2 separate regions of the Mus musculus genome follow, and region 2 is linked to region 1. Evidence: chromatin loops called from intact Hi-C (ENCODE). Cell type or tissue: left cerebral cortex. All regions are shown on one strand. Links, peaks and the distances in the headings refer to the core of each region. The heading gives the core; the rest is flanking DNA. Region 1 holds the start of Capzb (capping protein (actin filament) muscle Z-line, beta). Region 2 holds the start of Slc66a1 (solute carrier family 66 member 1).

The links. Peaks named below come from ENCODE experiments on the same cell type or tissue, not always from the same donor. Only the 100,000 strongest peaks of a DNase experiment are listed, where the experiment ranks them.
Region 2: a loop joins it to region 1, with 9 times the contacts of the local background. A loop is called at or near these places in 1 of 42 quality-filtered maps.

The regions. Positions count from the first base shown.
Region 1 is chr4:139,186,165-139,201,101 of GRCm38, forward strand. Capzb (capping protein (actin filament) muscle Z-line, beta) reads left to right here and starts at 6,735. Exons shown (of 9, transcript NM_009798.4): 1 at 6,735-6,864. The coding sequence starts at 6,862. In left cerebral cortex, for the core only: no CTCF peak of the experiment used is centred there; a DNase peak (open chromatin) is centred at 6,602; H3K4me3 peaks cover 3,199 bases; H3K27ac peaks cover 2,181 bases.
Region 2 is chr4:139,301,087-139,316,023 of GRCm38, forward strand. Slc66a1 (solute carrier family 66 member 1) reads right to left here and starts at 9,622. Exons shown (of 9, transcript NM_145384.3): 1 at 9,543-9,622; 2 at 6,643-6,764; 3 at 5,357-5,604; 4 at 1,339-1,468; 5 at 704-791; 6 at 164-306; 7 at 1-18. The coding sequence starts at 5,520. It overlaps Akr7a5 (aldo-keto reductase family 7, member A5 (aflatoxin aldehyde reductase)), which reads left to right and starts at 9,658. Exons shown (of 7, transcript NM_025337.3): 1 at 9,658-9,990; 2 at 13,018-13,205; 3 at 13,381-13,485. The coding sequence starts at 9,669. In left cerebral cortex, for the core only: CTCF peaks have their summits at 8,697 and 9,881; DNase peaks (open chromatin) are centred at 7,045, 8,797 and 9,638; H3K4me3 peaks cover 2,739 bases; H3K27ac peaks cover 1,336 bases.

The sequences.
Region 1 (14,937 bases), core at 4,631-9,630:
TTGTTAGTCAGTTCATGACAACCATCAGGAGTGGCAGGCATCTGATGAGGTTACAGGGTGCAGGCCAGGGTCACATCAGCCTCAGCCTCCTGAGTGCTGGCCTTACAGGTATGCCTCACCATGCCCGGTGAGGTTAGGAGTTCAGAGCAAAGGGGACAAGGGTTGGAGAGACAGCTCACTCTGTAAACTGATCCTTTGCCAGGGTAAAGAGCTGGCTTTCAAAGTTCTTGCCTCATGCCCACAGGGGCCGGCATTTGATCACCAGAACCTATATAAAAAGCAGGCACGGTGGCATGCGGCTATAGTCCTAGCACTGGGGAGGCAGGGTAGGAGGAAGCAGGATCCCTGGAGCTCGGTGGCCAGCTTGCCTAGCCGAAGGGCAAACTTATGGCCAATGAACTCCTTTTTCAAAAAAAAAAAAAAAAAAAAAAAAGCCAGGCATGGTGGCACACACCTTTAATCCCAGCACTTGGGAGGCAGAGGCAGGCAGATCTCTGAGTTGGAGGCCAGCCTAGTCTACAAAGTGAGTTCCAGGACAGCCAGGGCTATACAGAGAAATCCTGTCTCGAAAAACCAAAAAAAAAAAAAAAAAAAAGAAAAAAAGAAAAAAAGAAAGATGGATGGTCATCTTGAGAAGACCCAAAGTTGACCTCTGGCCTACACACACACACACACACACACACAGAGAGAGAGAGAGGAATAACAGTACTAAAAAATATTTATGGTCCTTGTCTCTCTACCCAGGGCCTGTCACTGTCACTTGCAGCCTTCATGCTCACATGTGGTGACAGATGAGGAGGTGGGAATCTGTCCCATACATAAAAGGATGAGCTGGCCAATCAGACGTGCTCTTGGGAATCTGAACTCTGAAAGCCATAAAGCTGTTAGCAGAAGCAGAAGCAGAGGATAAAGATCACCAGGAATGGCCCCCATATCTGTTAAAGCACAGATGCTGGCATCCGGCTAGAAGCTAGCCAAGGAGCCCCATTAGAATAGGAGGCAACAGAAACGGCGGATATAGGGCCTTGGGTGGTTGCAGAGGCAAAGAATATGCCCCCACACCTGACTTCAGTCCCCAGAGCCCACCCAGAGGGCCAACTCCTGAGAACCCATTCCCACAAGCCCACCGAGATATGTTTGTACACCTGTTTCCCACACAACTAAATAATCCGAAATGGGGGTTCCATGGTAGAGAGTATGTGCCCGTGAACCCTGTGCCCTCCTACTATAAAGAACTTTAAAATTAAATATAACTGTTTCTTTGTGTGTACATGTCTGTGCATGTGTGCTCATGTGTGCATCAGGGTTGGTATCAGGTATCAGATTGCTCTCCACCATATAGGTATATTTTTAAGAGTTTAAGTCTTAAAAGTTTATTACATTTTGCTGGGTGGTGGTAGCACACACCTTTTGTTTTTTGTTTGTTTGTTTTTTGAGATAGGGTTTCTCTGTGTAGTCCTGGCTGTCCTGGAACTCACTCTGTAGACCAGGCTGGCCTCAAACTCAGAAATCCGCCTGCCTCTACCTCCTGAGTGCTGGGATTAAAGGCGTGTACCACCATGCCCGGCTCGGTAGCACACACCTTTAACCCCAGCACTCAGGAGGCAGAGGCAGGTGGATCTCAATGAATTCAAAGCCAGTCTGGTCTAAGATGTCCGGGGCTACACAAAGGAACCCTGTCTAGGAAAAAAAAAATTACATGTTTATATATGTGTGTGAGCCATGTGTGTGCGGGTGCTTGCAGAAACCAGAAGAGGGTGTTGGATTCCCCTGGGGAAGGAGGTGTGAGAACTGCAGGACATGGGTCCTTTGGAAGATGTGTTCTTCCTTGCCCCGCTACCCAATAGTGGAAACGCTGGACTAAGGAGACCGGTTTCCTCAGTAACTGCATTTGTGGTCTGAAGTTGTGTTGAATCAGGGCTTCGCTTCCTGTTGCCCAGGCTTCAGATGCCACTGCAGAAGCTGCTCCCAGTGCCCCTGAGGCGCGTGACACATGTTCTCTTCAGTAGGAAGTCCTGGGGCAGCTTCAGGCGCTGGATGTGTAGCCAGTGTTTAACTCCTGTCGGAGTCTGAGCTCACTGAAGGCACCATCTTGTGAATGGAGGCGCGTGTCTTTTGCAGTCCAGGCAGCTGGACCATATCCTTTCCCTAGTACGGACTCCTTTTTTGTACTTTTCTCATTCTTGTAACAATGAGCAGTGATACTTTTCTCATTCTTGTAACAATGAGCAGTGTATGTGGGTTTGGGGGGGGGTTTCCCAACATATTTTTCATGATCTTCATGTCTGGATTGAAACACTTTATCTGGAGTTTTTGACCTGGTACATTTGTAGCAAATCCAGTCTGTCTCAGTGAGATTCCACACCTCCCTGCCCCCGCCCCCACCCCCACCCTGTAGTTTGAGGCTTCTGAAAGCACAAACTCCTGGCCGTAAGAGTATTCATTCTCTTTAGAGGCTCCACCAAGTGATCAGGAAGATGTACCACCAAGGGTGATACAAGCTGAAAGAATTCCAGACAGAGCTACACAGGGGGAACCCATGACTGCTGTGTCCAGCCTGACTGCCCCGCCCCTGCATGGAAGAGAGGTTCTTAATTGCTGAGCCACCTTCCCATGCCTTTTATCTTATTTGAGACAGTCTCTCTCATTGAACCTGGAGTATACTAACTTGGCTAAGCTGGCTGGCCAGCAAGAACCTTTTGTTTTCTTTTCTTTTCTTTTCTTTTTTTTTTTTTTTTTCTTTTCAAGATAGGGTTTCTTTGTGTGTAGTCCTGGCTGTCCTGGAACCAGCTCTGTAGACCAGGCTGGCCTCTACCTGAGAGACCTACCTGCCTCTGCCTCTTAAGTGGTGGGATTAAAGGCATGCGCCACCACAGCCTGGCTCAGCCTCAGGTCCTTCCTCATGTATGCGGGGCAAGCAATTTACCCTACAGCCACCTCCCCAGCCTCCGGCTCCCAGCTAGCATGGGGTTAAAGCAGGGAAGCAATGTGCTCACACTGGGGCTATGAATGTGGACTCTGGTTCTAGACGACCTTGAACTAAACTCATAGGTTTGGACACGTACGTTCCTTAGCCTCTCTGAGAATAACAGCAGTAGCGATCCTACAAGGTAGACACAAAGATTGGGAAACTACAGACAATCCACTATGGATAAGACTTTCTGGCAATCTTCTCTTCAGGTGTGACTTATTTCATGTTATTATCCCCTGGCTTTTGAGAGAGATACGATCTCTTCTTTGCTCCTTGATTCTCCGTGATCTCTTCTCTCTACACCCATCACCAAGTGTATGCATCTCAACATCTTGTGCTTTTAAAGACCTTTATATGCCACTCACTAGCGGCAGGCTTCTACCCAGTTCCTTACTGGGCCTCTCCACTGAAGTTTCCAGTAGGCATCTTACACAACTTGACTGAAGGCAGTGTTCACCCTCTCACCCTCCTGACCCCACTCCACCCTCCCCTCCCCACCTAACCCCACCCCATCCCTATTGCAGTCTTGCCCAGTTCAAGGGCAGATCTTTTCACTATGAACTCAAGTCCTTAGCATCTTCACCTCTTTCCTACTTGCCATGTTGCCCTGGTAACACATCAGGAAACATGAGAATACAAATGTTCCTTGCCTTCTCCAGGACCTCACATCTCTGCTGCATGACTTTGGAGAGACTCCTTACTTTTGGGGGGGTGGAGCTGTTACGAGGATTGGGAAAGGGTTTAACGGGGTCCATCACAGAGGAAGTGTCACATTGGTGCTGCTGCTGTGTGTATATGTATGGTGAATATATGTGTGCATGTACATGTATGTGTATGGGTGTGCTGGCCTGCGATTTGCATATGGAGGGCAGAAATCTATGTCAGGTTCTTCCTTCATCCTGCACTACCTTATTGTTTTGCAACAAGATCTTACTCTTTATCGCTGGCTTACCTTGAACTCACAGGCAGATCTGCCTACCTCTGCCTCCTCAGTACTGGGATTAAAAGTTCATGTCATCTATGATAAGTTATTTCTCCAAGACAGATTAAAGTATACAAAATGCAGGATTATTGGGAAACCACTCTTGGGCGGGCAAGTTCACTGGCCCCAAGAAACAAGGCCAGGGAAGGCACCATGGGGAGGGAGGTGGTCGGGAGGGGGAATAGAGAGAAAGAGCACACACAGAGGGAGAAAGGAGAGAAGGAAAGGAGGGGGGAGGAGACCAAAATGTCTGATTATATAGGGAAGAGCCTCTGTGGGAAGTGCAGCCCAGCCCCTAGGCTGGAAAATTCAGGGTAGAGGGCAGGGTATGTCAGGTAGGGACTGAGGGATGCAGGGAGAACCTGGAGGCCAGGTCTGCTTTGGTATGTAAAATATGTACCTCAGCCCCTTGGGTCTGAAACCCAACTTCCTATACCTTGATCCACCCTGTTTATTTTTTTAAATTTATCTATTTTATTTATATGAATATAATGTAGTTGTCTTCAGACACACCAGAAGAGGGCATCAGATCCCATTACAGATGGTTGAGAGCCACCATGTGGTTGCTGGGAATTGAACTCAGGACCCCTGGAAGAGCAGTCAGTCCTCTTACCCACTGAGCCAGCCCATCCACCCTGTTTTTTGACCCAGCGTCTCTCATAGAATTCGTCTTCTCTCTGTATAGTCCTGGCTGTCTTGGAGCTTGCTATGTAGAGTAGATTGGCCTTGAACTCCCAGAGATCCTCCTGCCTCTGCCTTCTGAGTGCTGGGATTATAGGTATATACCACCATAGGCCTTTCTAACTGAATTTGGAGTTTGCCATTTGGCTAGGCTGGCTAGTCACCAAGCCCCAGAGATCCTCCTGCCTTTCACACAGCATTGGGAATATCTCTCCAATACACAGCTAGCTGTACCTGGCTTTTACATGCTGTGGATCAGAGAGGTCCCTATGCTTGGACAGCAAGCACTTTACCCACAGTGCACTTCCCTAGGCCCAATATGTATGCTTTAAAAAATTCCCCGGTGTGTGTGTGTGTACATGTGTTTTATGTCTGTTCCCATGCAGGAAGGCATGTATGTGGGAAACTGAGGGTAACCTCAGGTATTGTTTCTCTGACATTAAAATAAAACTGTCTGGGACACACAAATAGCTTTCTGAGGCCCTCCCTAGTTACCCTGTAGTCCAGCACACAGTAGGCTCACTGCAGTTTGCTGCTCACACACAATTTAGGCTGGCCACAGTGGCCTCTGTGGATACCTAGGTGCTGACAATGGGCGCATGGTCTGCTCCATCCCCACCTTCAGCTATCTGGTCAAGCGTTAGTTTCTGAGTTAAAGCCCCCTTGGACCATCCTCCAAAATACCACCACAGGGCTCGTCTGTCTACCTGCTCTATCCACTGTTTTTCCACATCTCACCCCCAATACTTTATTAGATAGGGTACCTGGTCTCTGACCAGGTTTCAAGCTTGAAGGGGCCTTAACTCAGGACAGGGGTACTTACCCAGGCTGTAAGAGGCTCTATTCCTGGAGGTGAAATCTTACCCACAAGCCATATGCCATCATGGGCTATTTTGCTCAAAGCTGTAATTTCTCCAGCCTGCTTCCTACACAGTGCTTGGCCAATAGCTACATGATAAATACTTCCGGTGTAATGACCTTCTAAGTGCCACTCCCTTCTCTGAACTCCTGTAATATTGGTCTATGTCATTCTTGAGAGACTTACCTGGACGCTTTCTTTGCTGGTGGCTGTCCCTGCAAGCTTTCACTTGACTATAAGCTCAGAGGCCTAGGGCACAGTTTCCCCTCAGATGTTTTCTGATCTCTTCTCAGGACCTGATATGACTCTAAACGGAGGGTGAGCAAGCCGTGTAGGGGGTTGTTATAAACAAAACGTGCAATTCTAGGGCTCCTGAGTTCTAGATAACAAAACAAAATTCACTCTTTTGAACAGCAAATTTCTGGTTGGGGCTGCAGTTAAGTGGAAGAGCTTAGCCTAGCCTGCCTGAGGCTCTACGTTCAATCTTCAGACCTGAAAACAAAGAGGGATTTCTGAGTCACTATATGATTCGAGAGAGATACTCATTTAGGGAAACGGGCTGATTCTCTGTACATAATGTAAAAAAGTATATGAAACAGCATTTATTGAACCCAAATGTTCTAGTCTTCTTACCCGGGTCTTTCCCACAACTACTCTGGTAGCTATGAAGTGCAGGCAGGGATCCTTATGGCTTATTCACTTGTCATCTTTTGGTACCTAAAAGCTGCCCGCCTGGTCCTGATAGCAGGTGTTCAGCAACAGGGGCGGCAGAGCCGGCTTCCCCATGCAGGTTCCGCTCGCTCTGTAGGGGCCGGGCCTCGTCCGGCGCACCAGTTCCGGGTCCGGGTGGGTTGCGGAGGGCCGGTCCCCTCCTAGTTTCGGCGCCTTCCGCATCCTCCGCCCAGGGGAACCAGTGAACCGCTCCACCCTCAGCTAGCCCGCGTCCTGCAGCTGCGAGAAGCGAGGCTGACAGTCAGAGGAGGGACGCAAGTAGACCCAGTCCCTCCGGAACGCCACAGCCCTGGCCGCGCAGGAGCGTTGCGCCTGGCCCGCCCCTCCTGAGACAGGACACGCCCACTCGACCACAGGGCCTGCCCCCGTCCCCGCCCCCCGCGCGGCGCTCCATACTTGGCGATCGCTGCGGCCCCGCGCTCTCATTGGTCGGGAGCTGGCGGCTGGGGGGCGGGTCGGGCTGGCCGGGGCGGGGAAGGAAGGTGGTGGCTGCCCGGCGCGGGGGGGTGGGGGGGGGAGGGGGGCGCTGACCCGGATGTTCACTCTTGGGCACCCGGGGAAGTGGAAGCGCAGGGCCCTGCTGCGGGGGGGAGAGCCACAGACGCCGGGACAGGGACCGTCGCCGCCGCCGCCACCATGGTAAAGGGACCCCTTCACGGCTCCATCCCGGGACCCCTCTCACCGCCGGAGCTCGCGTCCACTCCTTCGCCGACCCGCCCGGCCCGGGAAGGGTGGGGATCCGGGGTGGGGGAGGGGCGGGGTCCCGGACCCTAGGCAGACGCCACTCTTCGGGTCCGGAGTGGGCGGCGGGAGGCCCTGATAGCCTATGACCCCGCCCTGGGCTCCATGTGGAGCCCAGTTCTTCTCCCTGCAAGTCCAGGCTAGTCTCGCCTATCCCAGGCTAGACCTTCCTTCCTTCAGGGGCCAGGCCGGGCACCCCTCTCGCAGGCCTTCATCCCATGGGCTGTACTTGGGCTCCTGCCTCGGCCCCAGGGCCCAGGCTAGGACCGTGGTTCTCGCTCCAGTGGTCCAGTCTAGGTCCCCTTCCCCCAAACTCTTCTCCTCTCCATGGCCCCAGTCTGCACCCCGATAAGCCCTTTCCAGTGAACTCTGCCTAGGTTTGTTTCCTTCACCGTCATGGAATCTTCTCTCTGCGGTCGGTCCTCAAGTGTGGCCTCTCTACTCCAGCTGTGTTCCCCCCCTCCCTGCACCTCCCTGTCCCCGGCCCTAGCCGTCCCCTTCCCCCGACTTCTCACGACTTAGCCTAGCCTGCGTCAGCCCTTCGCTGCTCTCACCCTCCCATCTAGACCCTGCTTGTTCCGTGTCCTGCTCCTGACCCAGGTGTCCCCTCTCCTGTTCCTAGGAGGCTCTTTCTGGGCAGCCTCTGGCGAGCGGGGGAGAGCCCCAGCCAGGGTGGGGGTGGTCTGGGTACTGAGCCTTTCCTAGGTTTGCCCCTTTCTGGGGAGGCCGCTTCGGTGTGAGTGAGCAGGCGAGCGAGGGAGAGAAGGGCGGCATCTGTATGCCCGGAAGGCAGAACAGGGCATTTCCCTTGGGAGGGCCTAGTGGTAGTGCGGCTAATAGAGCGCGTCTTGAGGGGTGCCCTGCCTGAGTGGGGAGCAGAGTGCTGACGGGTTGGTAAGCCAACTGGACAGGGGTGAACTCACAATTGCTCTTGTGAGGCCGCAGCCCTGGGGCTAGGGGGACACGGAGCTCAGCAGCCCAACCTACGGCCTGGACACGATGCATCCTAGCAGGCGCAGCCTTCCTTTCCCCCTGAACTGTCAGCTTGTTAGAGTTGGGACTGCTGATTATGGAGGTGCCTCGGAGCAGGTGAGCAGAAACTCACAGGCCGGAGAGCTCCCGGACTCCACTCATGGTGTTTGTTTTGGTAATGAAGACAGGCACACTATGCTAGCAACTTATTTGAGGAGCCTTAGATGTGTCACTTCCCTCCTCCCCCATACCCCTGCACCCCCTAATCTACCTGGATACCTGCAGAGCAGGCCCACCATCTTTGGTGGTGGAAGGGCCAGAGAACTACCTCACATGGTCAAGGAAGCCTTGTAAGGTAGGCTGAGAGGGAAGGCAACCCACCTGCTCCGTGTAGCCTTACAGGTGGCTCCCCTCCTGCCTGGTCGATATTTAGGAGGGGATTTTGGACCCTAGATGGTTTTGAGGTACCCTGTGCCTTGTTTTAGCAAGGGTGCAGCAACTGTATTGGGGATGACTAAGTCTGATTGGCTAGTAAACTTTCTATATATTGATTAAAAGCATAGGCAAGACAGGTTTTCATGTTATTGCTCTTGGCTGGAAACGGGCCTGGGGGTCTGAACCCCTGACCTTAGTCTGCAGGGGGAAAGGACTTGTCCAGGACAGTTTTGGGTGAGATTCTTCAAAGTAGACTGAAGTTTTCTGTGTGTACTCCCAGCACCAAAGCAGGAGAGGGTGGTGGAGTGGCCAGATGGGACTTAGTCTCCACAGAATCATCTAGGCTTTCGCTTTGTCCATCTGACAGGTGAAGAAAAGCTGGGGCATTCATTGTAACTCATTCAAAATGTTGTTGCATCTGTGTGGAGAGCACTCTTGGCCAGTGGGAGCCTGCCTAGCAGCCTCCAGACTGCGGTCTTCCTTGTCTGCTGTTGTGTGTCTGATATAATGACACTGTTGAAGAACCATAATGATGGGATGGATGCTCAGGCCCAGCCAGGGAGAGCAAGTGCTTACCTCTGCAGACTCTGGGTGGCTCTCCTGTTAGGAAATGGCCATTTTGAGACAGGAGCATAGCCTATGGGCCTGATCCCCGAGCTCTTAGGGGACAGAGATGTTGGTCTTGTGTTTTCTGCCCCTGTCTATCTGGTCCTAGAACAGTACCTAACTCTGAAAGATCTGTCGTGGAAGGCTGGGCGTGGTGCCACATACCTGCAGTCTCAGCTGTTTAAGGCATTCAAGGCCAGCTTGGGCAACAGTGAGGGTGAGACAGGAGATTGCTTAGTGTGATCTGGGATGGTCTGTGAGCGCAGCCACCCAGGTTTGACACTCGTTAACTTGTTCTTCATGTACCCCAACCTCCTAAATGTTTTCTGACTGCCTACTATGCTAGTATAATCTGATGCCCTAATGTGGGTAGTTTGGGCAAACCAGAAGTGGCAGAGTGGGGCTGCATCCTAGGTAATGAATGAAGAGGACCATAGCTCTGTTTTCAGTGGGTTGGCTGGTAGAGCAAATGGCTAGCCAGCTCCAGTGTACCCATCAGGGGGAGAGATTTGAAGTGCATTTGACTTTGGAGTGATTTTTCTTGGAGTCAAGTTAACTGTCCCCAGTAAAAGTGCTTAGGCAAATGGGGTTTATTTACATCCCCTTAGCAGACAGTCTTACTACTGTCCTTAAGTGCTTCACAGTGTCAAAGCCCTGACAGGGCTCTGGTTTCTGACTTCCAGCTCATGGTGGGGCTGGAGCAGTGACAGGCCAAGGAGCTCACAGATGGCACTGATGACAAGAGCTCTGATAGGAGAGCTCGCTCCTGTTGTTAAAAGGCGAAATCGTGGAGTAGACTCTAATGTATCTTGGTGGTCTCGGCCTGTGAATAAGATCCAGAGAGATGCCAGAGAGATGGTTCAGGGGTTAAAGGTGACTGCTGCCAAATCCAAGGAGCAGAGTTCAATCTCCAGAACCCATATGTAGAATCAAGTCTTCCTCTATCTAACATAGTTCTGCCTCCCTTCCCCCAATAAGTAAATAAATAAGCAAGCAAACAATATCACTTTAAAAAACTTGGTGTATAGTTCAACTTAGAGACCCCATGTGTGTTTGCCCTGTTCAAGTAAATCCAGCCAGTCTCCTTTTGATAAGTAGCCTGTGATTATTAGTTTAAGATTAAGAAGATGACAAGCATGCCTTTGAAGATAGGTCTTGTGTGTATAATTTGGAAGTGCTATACTGTTACATTCTATGGAGGAGGAAGAAGGACACAAGACAAGGACCTGAAGTTCAGAACCCTGTTTGCCAGAGTGGGAAGTGCTTATTCCACAGCACTTCCTAGGCACCTATCTGAAGGTGCAGGGTACCACTGCTTAGGTGTGTGTGTATCATGAGGCTGTTGTGTGCTGCCTATGTGCTGAGGAGCCAGCAGAGAGCAAGGCAGACATGGATGCGGGCCCTCTGGCTTCTACTATTGAGGGGGCCTAGAGTAGAGTTTGGAAAGCCAGGCAGTGTCACACGCCTGTAACTCCTGCTGCTGAGTTACAGCCTGAGCAGCATGGTGGGAGAGATACACTGTCACTCTTCCCTAATGATAAGGGAGACAGTATTCACGGTCAGTGCAGGCTCATAAGCACAAGCTGTAGAGGAAGTGGAAGGAAACACTGCGGCTTGAGCTGGGACCCACGCTCTTGGCTTCTCAAGTGTTCTTGGTCCAGTGGAGTACAGTGTGTGTGTTTCCAGCCTGCAGCCTGAGGTGCGACCTTGGGATATGGTGGACATCCACCGCTGTCACTGGCCCAGCCTGTTTTTGTTCAAGGAGTATCTGAAGCTCAAACAGTCAAGTGAATGGTGTGATGCAGGTCTGTAGCTTAGCCCTATGTGAGACTGTGGATGTCTCAGAATATTGACCTCAGGTATAGGGGCTTGGCTCAGGTCCGCCTGTGAGGGCTGGGCATGCAAGCCTGTAAGAGTCTAGTGCACGTTCATTGGCTCTAGGATCAGCTAGTGTAATGCTGTTTTAGGCAGCCACAGACTAACGTTTCAGTGTAAGGAGGTGGAGATATTTATGGGGTTCTAGCCACGTGCCATCCACTCTGCCAGAAGCTGTTGATTTTCGTCTTGCAAAGGCTTGATGAGGAAGGTTGAGCCGTGGACCACAGACACCAGGGTATAAGAAGCTAGACTTAGAGCTAGACATAGTGGTGCACTCCTTTAAAAGTCCCAGTGCTTGGGAGACAGAAGCAGGCAGATCTCTATGAACCCAAGGCCTTTCTGCTGTACATAGCAGGGCTCCAGGCCGGCTGGGATACAGAGCGAGATCCTGAATCAGAAATCACTCCCCCTCTCTAAAAAAAAAGAGAGAGAGAGAGAGAAAAGTCAGATTGGAATGCAGTGTCCTTATGGGTGGAGTCCCCTTTGAGTGATAGGGCAGGGACCGGCAACAGAATGCCAGATTGCTTGTTCCACAGAACCTTATCCCCTGTACCGCCTGGTGCTCAGGAATTGTTGCATAGCCCTGAGGAAGCAGCAGGTAGTGAGAGCTGAGGTGCTTGGCTCTTCCTTGCTGCCTTCAGAGTGGGGCGTGTCTGGGTGGAGTCCTGATTGCCTTTCTGTGTGACCTAAGTGAGCGCCTCTCCTTCCTTCCCCTCAGTTCCTTGCTGTACAGCGTGAGGAGAACATTTCATAGGGACACCAGGAAAAGGAAATGTTTTTAAATTTATCTTCTGTGTGTGTGGTGGACAGAGGATAACTTTGGGAAGTTGGTTCTCTTCTTCCATCGTTGGCCCAGAAATGGCATTTTTAATACACTTGGCACACAGAAAGTTGGGGCTATAGCTACTCTGTGTCATATTTTGTATACCCAACTGTATGTAACATAAATGGAAGCCACAGTTCCTGTCCTCTCACCTTGGAGAGCAGGAAAGGTGTGTTCATGAAGTCTCGTAAGCTGACAGGGGAAAGTTGTGGGGAAGAGCTCTGGAGGCCATGTGTGCAAGCTAGTCAGGTGTTCCACCTCTTCCTGGAAGCCCTGCAACCTTCCAGTCCTCCGTCAGCCTGGGGGCTGGGCCTGAAGCCCAGGAAGACCTTGCCCAGTCAAAGAGGAAGGGGAGGCTCGGGTGGAGCACCATCTGCTGGGGAGTCCACTGTACCAAGTCCAAGGTCATTGTGACGTCAGTGGGGTGGGTTTGAGAACCACTGCGTAGACATGGAGAGGAAGTGTTTGCTGCCAGATGCCAGTCGCTAAGCTCAGGAGTTTGCATTTGGTCTGGACAGTGTGGAGCCAGTGACATTTCTCACAGGGCAGGTGGAAATTTGAGCAGGCTGATGGAGCAGTGGTATTTTAGCACGAGTCCTCTAGCCGTGCTGTGTAGAGAGGGCCTTGCTGATGGAAGAGGGAGGAAAGGGGGATGCATTTGTAGGTATCACCTGAGAGGTGCCAGGGCCTGGCCAGGCTGGCTGTGGTCTGGGAAGGAAGGTGTGGTGGAGAAAGGCAGATAGGCATAATGAGCTGGAGAGATCTGCCATCTGGTTGACAGGTACATCTGCCCCCACCCCCCATCGTCTTACAGGCCTTCTGATTGGGTGATTTGTCATTGACAAAACAGCTATTTTGATCAGTTAAATCCTAGATAATGGGACCCATAGAGCCTTGATAGATGGTTGACACTGAGTGGGCATTCTGCACAGTTAGCCCAGTGACAGCCATCTTGGGCCTGCTGGTGGCACTTGCCATTTAGCCCAATGTGCTGTAGCTTGTAGGCACATCAGTGCCTGAGACCTGGAGTGGCTATGTAAGCAGCAGGAGCTGCTGTTAATGGGCGGCTTTGATATCCCATGCAGTGATACGAGACAGACCCACATTACTCTTATGGTACAGATGAGGAAACCAGGCCTGTCTAGGCTGCCCCGCTGCCTGTAGTCGTTCTTCTTTTTTTCTTCATAAGGATTATTTATTTTATTTGTATGAGTGTTTTGCCTGCAAGTGTGTCTGTGTACCACATGCATGCCTAGTACCTGTGGAAGTCAGAAGAGAGCGTCGGCTCTGGAACTGGAGTTATGGGTCCACCAAGTGGGTGTGGGGGAACGGAACCTGGGTCCTCCGCAAGAGGAAGTAGTGCTCTTAACTGCTGAGCCATCTCTCCAACCTCCCCACCCCTAGGCATTTTCCTTGTTATTTATTCTGTGGACAGCTATTACAACTTGTGGGTGAACTAGAGACACCAGAGAAGCAGGGTGATGGTAGGTGCGTGGTGACGCAGGCAGCAGCCTCACCGGAAGTCCTTCTGCTGTGCTTCCCGCTGCTGCCACCCTGCTTCCAACAGCTCGACCTTCTCTGTGCTCTTTTGCAGTCCTCTAATCCTGTTTGGTCCAAATCAGTGGTCTAGTAGTTACCATCCTCCAGCCAGGGTGGTTACTGCCCGTGGCCTTGCTGTGAAGAGGTTATCATGGGGATTGCCTGAGCATGTATGGAAACTGTAGGCAGTGCCTGGCGTGGTTAACATGTGAGAGGCATGTTGGCTGCTGTTAAAGGTTATTTTAATTCCCACGAGTAGTTTATGGCTGGCTATTCATGTACCCTCCCAGCTGGCCTGGGAGGCAGCATTGGCCCTTAGGAGACTGCTGTAGTTGGAGTCCCTACCCCAAAGCTGGCAGCCTTAGGGACCAGCCCAGGTAAACTCCAGCCTGGTGAGAACTCCAGTCTAGTGCTGCTGGCCTCAGAGTTCTTACCACAGTGTGGGAGCTGTTGGGTGTTCCCCCCGCCTCTGACCCTGAACTTCTGCTTCAACTGCTCCCAGAAGCTTCCTCTTCTCATGCTGAACTCACCATCGTCTTCTCCGAAACCGTTATCGGACTGGCTGCCACTGGTGCTCCTACATAGAAAACAGCGCGGGATTCTATTTGCCAGAGGAACCATCTCTAACTTGAAATACACCCCGTGCCTCATGGCTAGGCTCTTCTCACCAGGCCTTCTCAGCTTAGGGACCACAAAGCTGGCATATGTAGTAGGTTCTTGACCAAAATGCTACTAGGATGTGTGGTTGTGGTCAAACTGTGAAAGATACCTTTGCCTGTACTAGCTCAGCCAGTGCAAATGGCTCAGAAGCAGCTTCCTTCCCTGGTTAACACCAGGGGACTTTTCCTGGGAGCTGTGAATGGCAGAAGGGGTTCAGGTCAGGCTTGCTCATGTTGTCCTATTGCTCAGGGTTTCTCTGCTGGTGGCTTGGACCTTACTGGGCTTTCTCTGGTTTTATATATTCACTTTCCTTCTCTGTTGTAGTGTGTACTACTGAATTGGAGAGGAGCATGTATCTGCCCACCCTGTGGTGCCATCTCGCCCTAGCAGGTTGACCTCTCAGGGAGCCACCCCAGAATTTCTCCCTGTGCAACGTGGGTGTGCTTTTTTTTTTTTTGTCTGCACCTCTAGCTGCCTGGTGACCTCACCTAGGCTTGGGGTGCAGGTTGCTATATAGATAGAATGCCTTTGAGCTTCTCATCTTCCTGCCTCCATTTCTAAAGTACTAGGATTAAAGGTGTGTACCGTCACACCCAGCCTCTGTTGAGGATGGGGTGTGTGTGTTTGTGTGTGTGTGTCTAGATCAGAGACAACTTCTTCTACCTTTGTATGAATTCCAGGGATTGAAGTCAGTTTGAAGGGTTTATATGGCAAGTACCTTCCATACATGCTAACCCATCTCTCTGGTCACTGTTGAGGATTTCTGCTGTGAGCTTTCTCAGTGTGTACCCTTCGCCCCTCTGGCGAAGTCTCATCAGTCATGAGCATTTTCATAGGCATGCACTGTAAATTGTTGTTTCTGGCTGTCCTCTGATTTGAGGTGACAGCTTTGGGCTTTGAGGTGTGCAGTGAGGGGTCCTAGAATTGGAGGTCATCAGGAAACTGCATGGTTGATTATGTACCCACTCCTAGAGCTCCTGTTAGTCACAAGTGTCCCTTTCCTTCTGCCAGGGGGTGCCCACAATCTTGATATCTGGTTCTGTCAACCCCAGTCCTAG
Region 2 (14,937 bases), core at 6,685-11,684, 120 kb after region 1:
CTCCTTCTTTGTGAAGGGCTGGGAGGGTGGAAGGGGACACTCAATATCTGGTGGGAGCTTTAGAGGGGTGGTCTCCCCACAACGTAACATCTATGTGATCATGCAGGGGAAGGCGAGGTGGCCCCCCCATGCCACCACCACAGACCCATCATCTCCTTCCTACCTTATTGCCTGGCTCCACAGACAGGAGTGTCCGCCCCCGGAAGCCTTCCCTGGGGACAGCCACAGGATCAGTGCTGCTCAACAGTGGTGTGATACACACCGTCCCCAAGATGAACAAGAGCACAGAATTGATAGGGGCAGACACTGGATTGAGGCAGGAGAGAAGCCAAGATTAGGTATCTGGGTGTACAGCAGACAGCTTGGGATGGGAGTCCCCAGCCTTGCTTCTCAGTAGCTGTATGACCTTGGACAAGTGACCTAGCCTCTCTGAGCTCCAGTCCTTCATCTGTAGAATGGGCATACAACAGTACCCTTCCCCTAGGGATGCAAAGGAAAGATAGTCAGGGCAGGGGGGGTCGGCACTCAGCTGGGGAGTCTGCTCTGCGATGCACCCTCACTTCTGGCTCTGAACCAGAGACTCTGAACAGAGTCTCCTCCCTGTGGTTTGATGTATACACGTCTCCATCTCAGCCTGCTTCACCTCAGGTCCCAGGCTTCCCAAGGGCAGCTGAGCCCGACCCAGCGTGACCCCCAGACTCACACGGAGAAGGTCGCTTCTTGAACTTATAATGGAAGTACAGCGTCAGCATCATCAGGTCGGCCAGGACATAATACACAGCCGTGTAGGTCTGAGAGAGAAGCAGACCCAGGCACTGGCTGCAGTCCCAGGCCATGACGTGACCGCCCCAGCACCCCTCCACTGCACCCCAAGTGGTGACTGAACAGAAGGTTTCCTGTTCCTACCTGTGTAAACAGGAAGTCAGGTGGACAAAGGGTCCATCAAGAATGGACCCAGGTCCAGCCTGGACAGTCAACACAGCATCTGTGGCTAGAGCCACTGAGACGGAGTAGCCATGGCCTTCCTGACTGACCCCAGTTCTGCTGGCCACAGAATAATGTCTGTGCTCCCCAAGAAAAACCCCACTTGCTACTTTGAGGGGCCTAAACTCAGAAAAAGTATCTGGGCCCACAACCCCTCAGAACCACAGACCCCTGGGGTGTGATATGCTTACGTGGAAATTAGAAATCTGAGACTTGGACAGATGTCTTGACCCACGTCTTACACAGGATGGTAGATTATGGGGTGTGGGCTGACATATTTGAAGCCCCAGACTCCTCCCACAGCTACCCCTATTTGTCTTTTAAGCTGCCCTACTGTGCCTGGGCCCCACCCACCTGCAGGGGTAGCTGGTCTGCCAGAAAGGAGCCAATGAGGTTGCAGGAATCTCCACCGATCCAGCCCAGCAGGAACCACAGTGATAGGGCCTGGTCCATGTTGCCTGTCTTGCAGGCTTTGATGTACTGGCTGTGGAAGAGGAGGGGACTCAAGCTCAGAGGTGATGGCCTAAGGCGGCCAACAGGACTTGTTAAGAGGATGACTGGAGCAGCGGTGGGCAGGAGAGCCCAGATGCTCCAACCTCAGGATAGAACCCAGAATTTCACAGGCAGTATTATCCTCTGACGGATTCTTTGACCTGTGGAGGAATTCTACCGGACCCCTACTAGCCCAGGGGCACAGCAGCCGAGTCTCTTTCCAGACAGAGTCTCTGCCTTAGATTCTCCCCACTGCCCCCTGGGGTCTCCCAGAAGGGACAGAGGGTGTGTATAGGCCTTGGCTTCATTGTAAAAATCTGGCTAGGTAGGAGCTCAAAACAGGGGCGGTGGCAGTTGAGGTGGGTCTGAGGACCGGCCAGGTCCTGTTTTCAGGAGTCACCGATGGTAAGACATAGACAACCTGGTCACTCTCGGGTTTCACAGGCTTTCAGTCCCCAGACTGTTCCCTGAGGCCCTCCATGCTGAGGCGGAGTTGTATGAAGCCAAATGTAATGTAAAGAAAGCCGCTGCCACTGCTGCTGCTAAGAGCCTGGGGTCTCAGGCGATGACTCCTTAAGTCCCAATACAAGGAAGGTCAGATCTGTTAGGCCACTGCACACTGGAGACAGATGACCGTGTTGCTGTTACTGCTCAGAGTCACCCTGGCCAGAGGTTTGTGACAAGGCCTCAGACTCCAGTCTTGCTCCCCCCCCCCCCCCCCCGCCCGGGGCCTAGGTTGGAACCCAGAGCTTCCCATGTGCTAGGTCAGAGTTCTACCACATCCCCAGCTCCTCCTCGACTTTTTAAAGTAGTAATATATTATCGGGGGCACGCATGGGGCACCGCACACGTGCAGCGATCAGAGGACAACTTGGTGGAGTCAGTCCTTTGCCACCTCCTGTATGTGTTTTCCAGGATCCAGCTTAGAATGTCAGGCTTGGGTGGCAAGTGCCAACTAGCCTGGCCTCAGCTTTTTATTCTAACCATCTGTATACATTCAAATAAACAGATGCTAAAAATAAAAATTCATAAAAGGTTGAGAAGTAGAACAGCTGACAGAGTGCCTGCCTAGCACACATGAAGCCCAGGGTTCAATACCTGACATTGCCTAAACCAGGCATTGCACACACATACATACATGCATAGACATAAACACACAGCATTCATATACACACACACACACACACACACACACACACACACACACATATTATATATATATATATATATATATATATATATATATATATATATATATATATATATATATCAAAAGATCTGCCGCCCTCCTCTCACCTCCACAGGCACCTTGCACATATGATGCACAGACATGCATGCGGGCTAAACACGCACACATAAAAAACAATATGCAGTGGCACCAGACTTTAATCCCAGCACTCGGGAGGACAGCCCGGTCTACACAGTGAGTTTCAGGCTGCTGAGGCAAGATAGTGAGGATGTATGTCCTCTCAAAAATAATAATTAATTGATGATAAATAACTTTTTAAACAAAGCTCGTGAGACTAGAGAGACATTTCTACAGTTAAGAGTGCTTGTTGTGCCGGGCGTGGTGGTGCACGCCTTTAATCCCAGTACTTGGGAAGCAGAGGCAGGCGGATTTTTGAGTTCAAGACCAGCCTGGTCTACAAAGTGAGTTCCAGGACAGCCAGGGCTACACAGAGAAACCCTGTCTCAAGAAACCAAAAAAAAAAAAAAAAAAGAGTGCTTATTGCTCATACAAAAGACCCAGATTCAGTTTGCAGTACATGGAGGCCCACAACTATCTGTAAGCTACGGTCCCAAAGGATTCTACCACCCTCTGTGGGCACCAGGTACCCACATGTGGTGTACTTACATACATGCAAGCAAAATAACCAAACACATAAGATAAACATTTCCTTAAAATGAAATCAGAGCCGGGCAATGGTAGCGCACGCCTTTAATCTCAGCACTTGGGAGGCAGAGGCAGGCGAGTTTCTGAGTTCAAGGCCAGCCTGGTTTACAGAGTGAGTTCCAGGACAGCCAGGGCTACATAGAGAAACCCTGTCTTGAAAAACAAAAAACAAAATAAAAACAAAAAAATCAGGGCTGGAGAGATGGCTCAGCAGTTAAATGCACTGACTCCTCTTCCGGAGGTCCTGAGTTCAAATCCCAGCAACCACATGGTGGCCCATAACCACTCATAATGAGGTCAGATGCCCTCCTCTGGTGTGTCTGATGACAGCTACAGTGTACTTACATATAATAAATAAATAAATCTTAAAAAAAAAAAAAGAAATCAAAAAAGACAGTGAAGGGATGGTGGCTATATGTGTGGTCCCAGCAACTGGGAGGTAGGAGCCGGAAGGGTCAGGAGGTCAGAGTTACAAGGTCTCCTTAGATAGTCCAGGTTGGCCTTGACTCATGATTCTCCTGCCTCAGCCTCCCAGGAGCTGTAAGGAGTGAGGGTTGGGGTAAGGAGGGAGTTAGTGTACAGGGACTACAATACTCACATGGAGGTCAAGAGAAACCTCTACCTTCTACCAGCTGGTCCACACTGGGATTACAGACATACATTACTGTATCCATCTTAATATGGGTCCGGGGGATTAAACTAAGACCCACACACATGGGTAGCAAGCACTTTACACTGCGTGTTCTCCCCCAGCGAACAAGCAAACTTTTTTTAAGACTTATTTTTAGTTTATACGTGTTTTGCCTGCTTGTATATATGTGCACTGCGTGTGTGACTGGTGCAGAGGCCAGAAGAGTCAGACTGGTGTCAGATCTCCTGAAACTGGAGTTCCAGGCAGTAACTATGTGGATGCTGGCAACCAATCCTAGGTCCTCTGCAAAAGCAGGAAATTTCCCCGGCCGGAGAACAATTTTTGTAGTTGCTGTTGATTTTCAGTTTTGGAGACAGGGTTTGTTTGTGTAGCCCTGGCTGTCTTAGAACTTGATTTATAGAGCAGGCTGGCCTTGAACTCAGAGATCTACCTGCCTCTGTCTCCCAAGTGCTGGGACCAGCATGCCTAGCCCAAGAACAATTTTTAAAAATTAAACACTGACACCAGCTTTAGATGCTAGGTCCCTTGGTGAACTCCTGAGGTTACTTCTGCCCACCTCACCCTCCCACAGTGCCCAGCCAGGCACGACAGTAGCTGTTCCTTCTCTCACACACCTGCAGGTCCTGGCCAGCTTCCTGCCTGCAGCCCTTTGTGCCTCTGCTGAGCCACCAGGTCCTCTCTCTCACACTTCACAGAAGCAGACACTAGCACAAGGCCAGCTTTCCAGCTTGTACACATACTGCGTAAATGACATCTGAGGCCCGGAGCAAGCAAGGCCATAGCCAAGAGGTGGCAGAACTGAGTGTGGACACTCTGGCCCCTGCAGCCACCACTGCCATCTTCACCACCAGCCTGCCTTTCTTTACTTTAAGGACACAGCCATAACCGACATTCCCAGCCCGCCCATGCTCCACACCCATCTCTTGCCAGCTGAGCACATGACCTAACCTGCATCTCGTCTGTGAGACAGGGAAAGGTTTGCTGCCTATTTCACTCGGCTGTTATAAGGACTAAACGAGGTTAAATGCCGCAGCATTTACACGCGGTGCTCAATATATGGTAGAAAAGGTCACACAACACCATTCAGCATGAGGTCTGGCCTGCGTTAGACTCCAGGCAGCCTCCCTCCCTCCTTCACAGCAAGCCGGGCATCAATGAATATGATCAGGCAGGGAATATATCTGGCCTGGGATCTAGACAGGCCAATGGCCGGCCAGCCAAACCCTAGACTATCCAAACCCAGTGCAGGACATGAAGGACCACCAACCCCCGAAGCCCCGCCCCTTCCCCGTTCCACCCCACACCCCACTCCAACCACACAGCCACATACTCACGGGAAGGTAGACGCAGCGAAGCAGAGAATGGAGACCAAGCCCAGGCCCACGCTGGCCTCATCCCAGCCATCCTGGGCACATTCACCAAACACATCCCAGATCCACTGGACAGAGCCATTGGGACAGGTGGAAAAGTTGCTGGCGCCCAGTGTCCTCCAGACCATGGCTGCAGAGGGAGGGTCTCAGCGGGAAAGAAGGTACAGGTGTATGAACACAGCCAAGGGGTCAGAGGCTGGCAAAGGTTTATCCTACACAAAGGGAAAAAGAGCTCTTCAGCCTTGAGAGGTCTAGCCCCATTCACAGTCCTGTGACTGGCAGTTACTGGTCCTGTCCTCTGCACAGTGGGGATAACGATGAGAGGCCCTACTTCATATAGCTACCATGCCAGTTAAATGAGTTCATATGTGGAGTGGGTGGGCCTATACGCCAACAGCATCTTTTGATGCAACTTGTAAACATTTAGGTATATTTGGTTGGTTTTCTTTTGGGGTGGGGTGGAGGGGGTCAAGTCTAGATCTCTTTGTGTGCTGCACAGGAGGTCAACAACTGTCCTGTACCCCTGGCTTTTAAACTTTTTTTTTTAATGGTTTTTCGAGACAGGGTTTCTCTGTATAGCCTTGGCTGTCCTGGAACTCACTCTGTAGACCAGGCTGGCCTCTAACTCAGAAATCCACCTGCCTCTGCCTCCCAAGTGCTGGGATTAAAGGCATGTGCCACCATGCCCGGCGCTTTTAAACTTTTTATCTCAAGACACGATCTCACAAATCGTCCAAGCTGGCCTTTAAACCTTCGAGTCTCATGTGTCAGACATCTGAGTGCTGGGATTGCAGATCCACACCATCGGGCCAGGCTGTCACTCCTTTTCATGACTCTACTCTGACACAGTCTGAGGCCAGGACTCACTGGAGGGAAGGCTAACACGTGCATCTTTCATGTAGGGTAAGAAGGCAGTTCCTAGGCTGGAGAGGTAGCTCAGCGGTTAAGAGCACTGACTGCTCTTCTGAAGGTCCTGAGTTCAAATCCCAGCAACTACATGGTGGCTCACAACCATCTGTAATGAGATCTGATGCCCTCTTCTGGTCTGTCTGAAGATAGCTACAGTGTGCTTATTATATATAATAAATAAATCTTTAATAAATAAATAAATCTTTAAAAATAAACACCCCTCCCAAAAAAATTAGTTAAAAACAAAAAGGTGGTGGCAGTTCCTAGGGTTGCCCAGTACCTGGATAAGATGCTGGAGCCCATGTTCCTTCCAAAGCTTGAAAGGCATACAGAATACTTACCTACAAGGAAGCCACAGCCCAAGCCAGAGTATGGCTGGTTGAAGGAGCAGGAAGAAAGACACCCTCTCAGTCCTTGCCACCTGCACAGAGTTCCTATGTGGTCACTCTGCGTGCATGACAACCTAGAGAGAGTAGGGAGAGCAAGGTTTAGCTGGAGCCATCTTCTCCAGACCTGGCCAGTATTCGCACATGGTGTCCTCCGCCTGCCTCTCATGGACCTTCCTGACATATTCTGGAGGAACCTGAGACCACAACAGGGAAGTCATCTGCCAGGGCCACCCAGTCAGAAAGCAAGAGAGGCAAACCCCATGGGAGAGGCTTCACGGAGGCTGCCATGGCCCAGGCTTCCCCTTTTGTCACTGAGCTAAGAGGGCGTTTCCTCATCCAGACAGACTCACTCCCATCCGTACCTTAGTTCCCACTATGCCAGGGAGGCCTGGACTCCTCACAGAGCTCTGGCTGGCCCCAGGACTGCTGAGCTTGCAGTGAGCAGGGCAGGAAGAAGAAGCAAGTCAGCATCTTTTCTCAGAAAGCCCAGACTCTCAGCCCTAATGTGACCAGCTCCTCGAGCTGGGGTAAGGGTGCCTCTGGTCACTGCCTGGTCAGCTCATTGTGGCAGCTCTAGGGTGGGACATAGGATAGCTGGAAGGTTCTTCCCTGGTCTTAGTGGCTGGTGTGGATGACATCTGCACAGCCAATTTGGGGAGCAATTACCTGGCACCCCAATTCATACAGTCTAGGTAAGATCTGCACCCTAAGAAGTCTTGTTTATCAGCCACACACATCCTATTGGCCTCCCAACACCTCTTCTGGTAGATCTGGAGTGGTCCAATTCATCACACATGCATACACTGTCATTCCTCATAACATCTAATACCCAGGCTGGGTAGGGAAACACTGTTCCCATTTTACAGGTAGGGTTGAGTGGCTTCAGGCAAGCGAGTCAGCCTGGCTGACCCTGTCTATGAACTGGGGCTAATTAACATCCTTCTGAGCCAAACATAAAGCTATGAGCCTCCCATCTGACCCAGTGAGAGTGATGGCTTAAAGATGAGACCCCAGTATCTTGACCACTGTGGAGCCTCTCCACACCAGTGGAACCAGATGAACGGGGACCCTGGGTTCATGCAGCTCTCCCAGTCTCTGCAAAGACTCCTGATACCAAAGCTTGGGTCTAGGACCTCATAGATGCTAGTTAAATGGTCTAATGCTGAGTTGTATCCCCCACTAGTATGAAGGATTCTGACTCTCATGGTGCATGTCCTTAAAGGCTGGTCGGGGAGACAATCTCCTACAACGCCCATTTCCCCTCCAACTCCAAGGAAAGCCAGGCAGGTGCTCCCCACCAAAGCAGATGCAGGTTCCATTCTGATACTGGATCAAGTTCAAAATCACAGAGGCAAGGTCCTAAGGACCCCAAGAATGACCCTCCTAACCTCATCTCCTGCCCCAGGTCCTCAGAGTCCCAGGCACCTGCACAGCCTCTCTCTTCCTCTAGGGAATCCTTCTCTATCACAAATGCCTAGTAGAGATACCCTGACCCATTTCTAACTTGCCTATCCAAGGGACATTGCCGCCACCGCCTCCAGTCCCCTGGAACACAATCCTGGAGAAGAGGCAACACTGTCCCTGTTAACCAGTGTTCTTCAAGCAAGTCTCTCTCCCCTCTCCCCTGTCTGTATCCTTCCCAGTCTCGTGGGTCTGGATGCACCAGCTGTACAACAAAAGGCTCGGAAAATGTAAAGGAGAGGGAGAGGGAGAGGGAAGGAAGCATGATGAAGAGAAAAAAAAAAAAGGAGGAAAGAAACAGAACAAGAAAAAAGAGGGGAGGCGGGAGCGGGAAGCGTATGCAAGGAAACTTGTAAATTGAGCGGGCCCAGGGCTGAGATGTCGCTCTGGGCAAGTGTTGGAGTTTCAGCATTCTGATGTATACAATGAAGGAAATCCTAAAAGGCACTTACTTACCTCCTAAACTGCATGCAGACTACAATAAAACCCAGGCCAAACCTCCATATCCCACGCTAGTCAAGTGCTCTACCACTGAGCTACATACATTCCCCACTAGGGGATTGGCTTTCGCGGCTCATGTCCGTAAAGGCTGGCCAGGAGACAGTATCTCCTGCCACATCCAGCTCTTCCCCAATTCCAAGCAAAGCCAGGAAGGTGCTTCCCACCAAAGCCTATCTGGCACAGTCAACAGTAATATTCTGTTCTTGCTGTAGCCCCCTGGACCACATTGTAGCATGGAGTACACACGAAGTGAACCTGAAACTACACACTTCTTTCTTTCTTTTTTGGGCAGGTGGGAACGGGAGCAGTTTGAGACAGGGTTTCTCTGTGTAGCCCCTGGCTGCCTTGAAATTAGCTCTGTAGACCAGGGTAGCCTCGAACTCAGATATCCGCCTGCCTTTACCTCACATTTCTAACCAGCCCTCTGTGGAATCCTGCGGTGAGCTTGGCGAGGAATGGGACATTCTGGGTTCCCTACCTGCAGAGCTACGGAGAATGTGTCAGGGGAGCGCAATGGCTCCGGGATCCTACCCATTCCTGGCCTCCAAACCAAGGCTCTAACTCCTTCCGGTGACTCTGCGGGTTCGGAGGGATAATGATAGGGCAGCGGCTGGGGCAAGCGCCGCGAGGCCCCCACCCAGAGCAGGGAAAACAAGGCCGCCCAGTCCAGGGAAGCCGAGAGGCCGGAAGGCAAGGACCTGCAGGTAAGAAGTGGGGCCGTCCCGGATCCCTGGCCAGGTTGGGCAGAGACCCACGATCCCGCTCCCCAGGAGGGGACCAGCGCCGGGGACCGTGCAGAGCTGGAGGAGGGTGTAGAAAAGACTTAGCTGGGCGCGTCTGGAGTCCCGACCCCCCAGCCCGGGACAGCCGCCAGCCCCCTTCATCCTCACCAGTTCAAGATCCACAGCCGGTGTCAGCTTCAGGATCCGAGCCCGCCGGGATCAGCTGACCTCCGCGAAGTCCCGCCCCCCGCCGTGGGCGGAGCCTGAAGCTTCGAGTGCGCAGGCGCAGTCTCCATGCTGCGTGCAGCGTCCAGAGCCGTGGGCCGCGCTGCTGTTCGCTCCGCGCAGCGCTCCGGGACTTCGGTCGGGCGTCCTCTCGCCATGTCCCGGCCTCCGCCACCCCGCGCCGCCTCTGGCGCCCCTCTCCGGCCCGCTACGGTGCTGGGCACCATGGAGATGGGGCGTCGCATGGATGCGAGTGCTAGCGCCGCTTCGGTCCGCGCCTTCCTGGAGCGCGGCCACAGCGAGCTGGACACGGCCTTCATGTACTGCGACGGCCAGTCCGAGAACATCCTGGGCGGCCTGGGGCTCGGGCTGGGCAGCGGCGACTGCACAGGTAACCGCTGCACCCGGCCTCCCCCGCCCCCCGCACCGAGTAGAGCTGAGCCGGTGCCCGCAACCGGCGTGCACCAGCCAGGATCTGCATCCAGGAGCTTCGGAAGCTCCGGATCCACAGCTGGGTCTACCCCAAGCTCCCAAGGCAACTGGAGTCCTGAACTAGTGAACTGAACTTTGTCCCGCCTCTCCTTAGAAACTTCTAGTTGCAGCTACCGAGGCGGGTGCGAGGAAGCTTCCTACGCTAATGTTTAGCCTACTCTGGGCGCTTTGCTTCCTACCGCAATCCCTGCCTCCCGGCCAACCGTTGTCCATAGCCGCCCCCCCACCCCCGACACGCCCCCCATCCCCACCAGGCTTTTTGTTCGTGCCTACCCCTCTTGCCCTCACCACCTCTGCGCTCCTGGAGAATGCTTATCATTCCGGTCTTTTGTCCGGACTAGACTTTGTCCCGTGCAGTCGACAGCACCTGTGGATCTCAAGGAGACCTGTGGCAACAATGCCTAGGGCCCAGCTGGGGGCAGGGGCGGAAAGGTGGCGTCGGGAGAGGGCATTTCGGCCTTTGTGCCCATTCTCTGTGCCAGGTCTTACAATGGCAAACTCTGTAGCTCTGTAGGCTACCGTGGGAGAAGTGATTTCTCCACGGAGAGTTAAAGGTCCAACGAGGAAGACTGTAGCCGCGATTGCTGAGGAGTGCAGGAAAGAGTAGCTTGTCGGGAAGAGCAGTAGGCAGAGCCCATAGAGAACTGGGGATGGGCCCTACAGTGTAAGTAGGGTGCACCGGAGACTGCAATCCTAGCTATTGGAATATGGAGTTTGAGAGTTGCAAAGTACGTGTGTGATCAGTGACGCGTGTCCCGCGTTGGAAGGGGAGGGGAACCGCCCTTCATTTGCTTGAAGCTATTGGAGTCTCAGGAGGGTGCCTGATACGTAAAGAGGCCTCACTTTTACCTGTTCTGAGGTTCTTCCTCCCGGTTCCTGTACAGTGGGCTCCATAGACTCACATGGGGTAAAGCTCACTTAAGTGAGTGGATCTCTCAAGCCGAATGCTGTAGAGTTCACCTGGATGACATACATTACTGATAATGAACATTTCAGTTTTCTCCCCCAACCCCCCCTTCTTTAGCCCATTTCTGCTTCTGAAGACTCAATGGGCCAAAGTCCTCAGGCAAAAGGTTACAGAAAGAATGCCTTGGGGCTGGGGCGGGTGTTGTAGTAAGGAGATGCTGTGGTCTTCTAGCCTTTATCCTGTGGGATCAGAGGGCTCCCCTTGTTCTTGCCAGAATCCATCCATCCTTCCGCCGTCGTCCATCAGTCCAGGTAGTTGGTTCCATATCTGGGAAGAAACAGTGCAGAGCACTGAGGAGCAGCTACAGTACGCTTGCATTACAGGCTTCTGAGGGTCTGAAAGGGATTTGTGTTAAGATTGATGGCTTTCAAGGAACACATTCAGGCCCCCGTGTCTCTTCCCTAACTTTTTTTTTTTTTACCTGCATGTATGTGTGAGCCCACAGAGGGTACTGGATACCCTGGGACTGTATTTATACATGATTGTAAACCAACATGTGTGGTTCTGAGAACCTCTGAATACTTCGTGAGAACAGTAAGTTCTCTAAACCACTGAGCCATCTCCCCAGCCCCTCTTGCCTAAATTCTTAGTCTTTAAGGATCTCCATGCTTTCAGGCCTGGCCCTTTGAGTTCCATCTCCAGTCTTTATTTCTTATTTAATGTATGAGTGCTCTTCTGCGTGTACACCCACATGCCAGGAGAGGGCGCCAGATCTCATTATAGATGATTGTGAGCCACCATGTAGTTGCTGGGAATTGAACTCAGGACCTCTGGAAGAGCGAGCAGTCAGTGCTCTGAACTGCTGAACCATCTCTCCAGCCCCTATGTACATTCTGTGGTGAGAAGGAGCCAATTAATGGGCCCACAGCATCCTGACAATACCTAGGAACATCAAGTCCAAGGTCTAAAGGATGTTTGATTCTGCACAATCATGTCTCAAGTCCCATATTGCCCACCCTGCAATATACGATCTGTATGGCAAGCACCTTTATCTACCTACTGAGACAACTTACCAGCCAACATGTCTTCTTTTAATGTCTATTTAGGTACTTTCTCTTTAAAAAAAAAAGTTAAAACTTTTAAAGATTTTTTTTTTAAATTATATGTGGACAAGTGTTTTCCCTGCATGTGTGGGTGTGTACCATGTGTGTGCCTTGTATCCAAAGAGGGGGCTAAAGTGATGGATGATTCTAAACTGCCATGTGGGTGCTGGGAACCCAGCCTAGGCCCTCTGCAGGAACAAGTGCTCTTAGCTGCCAAGCCAACTCTACTGCCCCTAGTTTGTACTCTTAATTAAAAATTATTTTTTAAGAATCCCTCAGTTCACAGATAGCATGCAAAAATGAGAAAGATTTTAAAACTCCCTAGAATTTTAAGATTCCTTTATATATGTATTTTATGTACGTGTGTGCTCTCTATCTGCATGTATGTCGGTGGAAGAGGGCATCGGATTCCACTGCAGATGGTTGTGAGCCACCATGTGGTTGCTGGGAAATGAACTCAGGACTTCTGGGAGAGAAGCCAGTACTTTTAACCGCTGGGCCATCTCTCCAACCCTCTACCTGGAATTTAAAAAAGAAAAAAAAAAAAAAGGAAAGAAAGAAAGAAAGAAATGTAGCCCCTGTGCCTCCCATATGGGGACAGTTCCATTCTTGTCACCTCATCTTACAAATTAGGAAATGGGAGCTAAGTTAAGTAATCTAGCCAGGAACAGTCACATTTGCATGTCCAGTGAATAATTCTTATAAATCCTTTTTTTTCTCTTTTGTGTGTGTTTGTTTCTGAGACAGGGTTGGTTTCTCTGTGTAGCCCTGGCTGTCTTGGAACTCACCACGTAGACCAAGCTGGCCTCGAACTCAGAGATCTGCCTGGCTCTGCCTCCCGAGTGCTAGGATTAAGGATGTGGGCAACCATGCCCAGCCTTCCAATAAATCTTAATCTTTATAATCTTGCTCCAAGTGAAAATCGCCACCAAGGCCAACCCCTGGGAAGGGAAGTCACTGAAGCCTGACAGCATCCGGTCCCAGTTAGAGACGTCTCTGAAGCGGCTGCAGTGTCCCCGGGTGGATCTCTTCTACTTACACGCTCCCGACCACAGCACTCCTGTGGAGGAGACACTTCGTGCCTGCCACCAGCTGCATCAGGAGGTGAGGGAGGGGGCCCTGAGCGCAGAGAGGGGATCACTTAGCTTCTCGCCCTGAGTCTGCCAGGACAGTGAGGCTCTCTGGGCACAGACTCGGTTCCCAGGTTCCTCACCAGCGCAGTCTTCTCTTCCTGGTTCCGTGGGCTGAGCTAAGTTGTAATGAGTCCTCTCCCCTGCAGGGCAAGTTTGTGGAGCTTGGTCTGTCTAACTATGCCTCCTGGGAAGTGGCTGAGATCTGTACCCTCTGCAAGAGCAACGGCTGGATCCTGCCAACTGTGTACCAGGTGAGGGGAACTTGCTGTGCTAGGGCCACCCAGGCCTCGGGGTTCAATTGATCCTGGGTTTTCCTGTGCTTTGGATCCCCTCCTTCTACCCTCATAGCAGGCCTTCCCTCTTCAAAGCAGGCACAGCCTCAGCTCTCACAGCCTCGGCTCTCACCGCCCCGGCTCTCGCCAGCCTGGCAGGTGCACCTGTGTGCTTCCTGCCTGAGCACACATCCTGATCCCATCCTGCACTTCGGCCTAGAGCATGCTTCTCACACCCTGAAACAAGTGCTCGGCTTCAACCTAGAAGGCCCTTTCCTGGGAATCCCCTCAGATTTCCCCCTGCCCCAGGGGCCCAGTCTCTGAACCACACCTTCACACATGGGTGTTCTGAATTAAGCAGAATGATCAAAGGAAGACAGGGAGAGGGTCAGGCCAGGTGTGATCAGGCTCTGAGGCAGGGGACGATCCCAGTGAGTCTCCAACAGCCACCATGCAGACGCTGTTTATTGGTTGTTAACAAAAGGGTTTTGGGGGTAGAACGTGTTTCTCAAACCAAAGCCCCTAATCTAATCTCTGTGTTTCCTGAAGGAAAACACCACATCCCTGCAGCTTTAATCCTGACTGGGAACTCTTTGCAGTACTCAGGAATGGAAGAGGTCCTAGCATTGTCAGGACTCTCTTGTGACCCAAGTCATGCGCAGGTTGTAAAGCGCCTTCAGAAAAGCAACTCTACAGATAGCAGAACCCAATTACTGCTTTCTACGGTGATTTCCTCCTGGTCAAGGGACTCCTAGAAAGCAACTCTTTGTTCTGATGACTACCCTAGATACACTGAAAAACAGCTTTCCACTGTTGACCCTAGGTACAGTGATTCCACTAGAACCCCACTACCTTCACGCACTGAGCACATCTGCCTTAGAGCGCGTCTTCACCGCAGTTCCCTGTGGGCTTTCCTTACTGTGGTTTATTTTGAGGGTCTGAGACCTAACTATGCCAGCAGGTGCTGTCACTGAGTGACACCTCAGCCTGCTGTCTGTAGTTTGGATTTCGTGATTCCACCTCTTGGAAGCAGAGAATTTGCTAAACTTTTAAATAGTTGTGAATTCAGCATCCAGCCCGTAGAGGAGGCCTGGGGAAAGCTGTAGACTGATGCTGATCCTGGCCAGCTTCTGCTCCCTGCACCCGACACCCTCTCCCTGCCAGAGATCTTAGACATAACTGAACCTGGGATGGGGTCAGTATAGAGATTTCAAAATACAAGACTGCAAAGCCAGGCCTGTGTCACACACCTGTGATCCAGCACTTTGGAAGGCTGAGGCAGGAAGCTCACTAAGTTAAAGGCAAATATGGGCTACAGAGCAAGACTGTTTCAAAACAACAACAACAAAAACCCCACCAGACTTAATAGATAAAATATGCATGCTGTATAGCCACGAGGACCTGAATTCTCACCTCCGAATTTACACACAG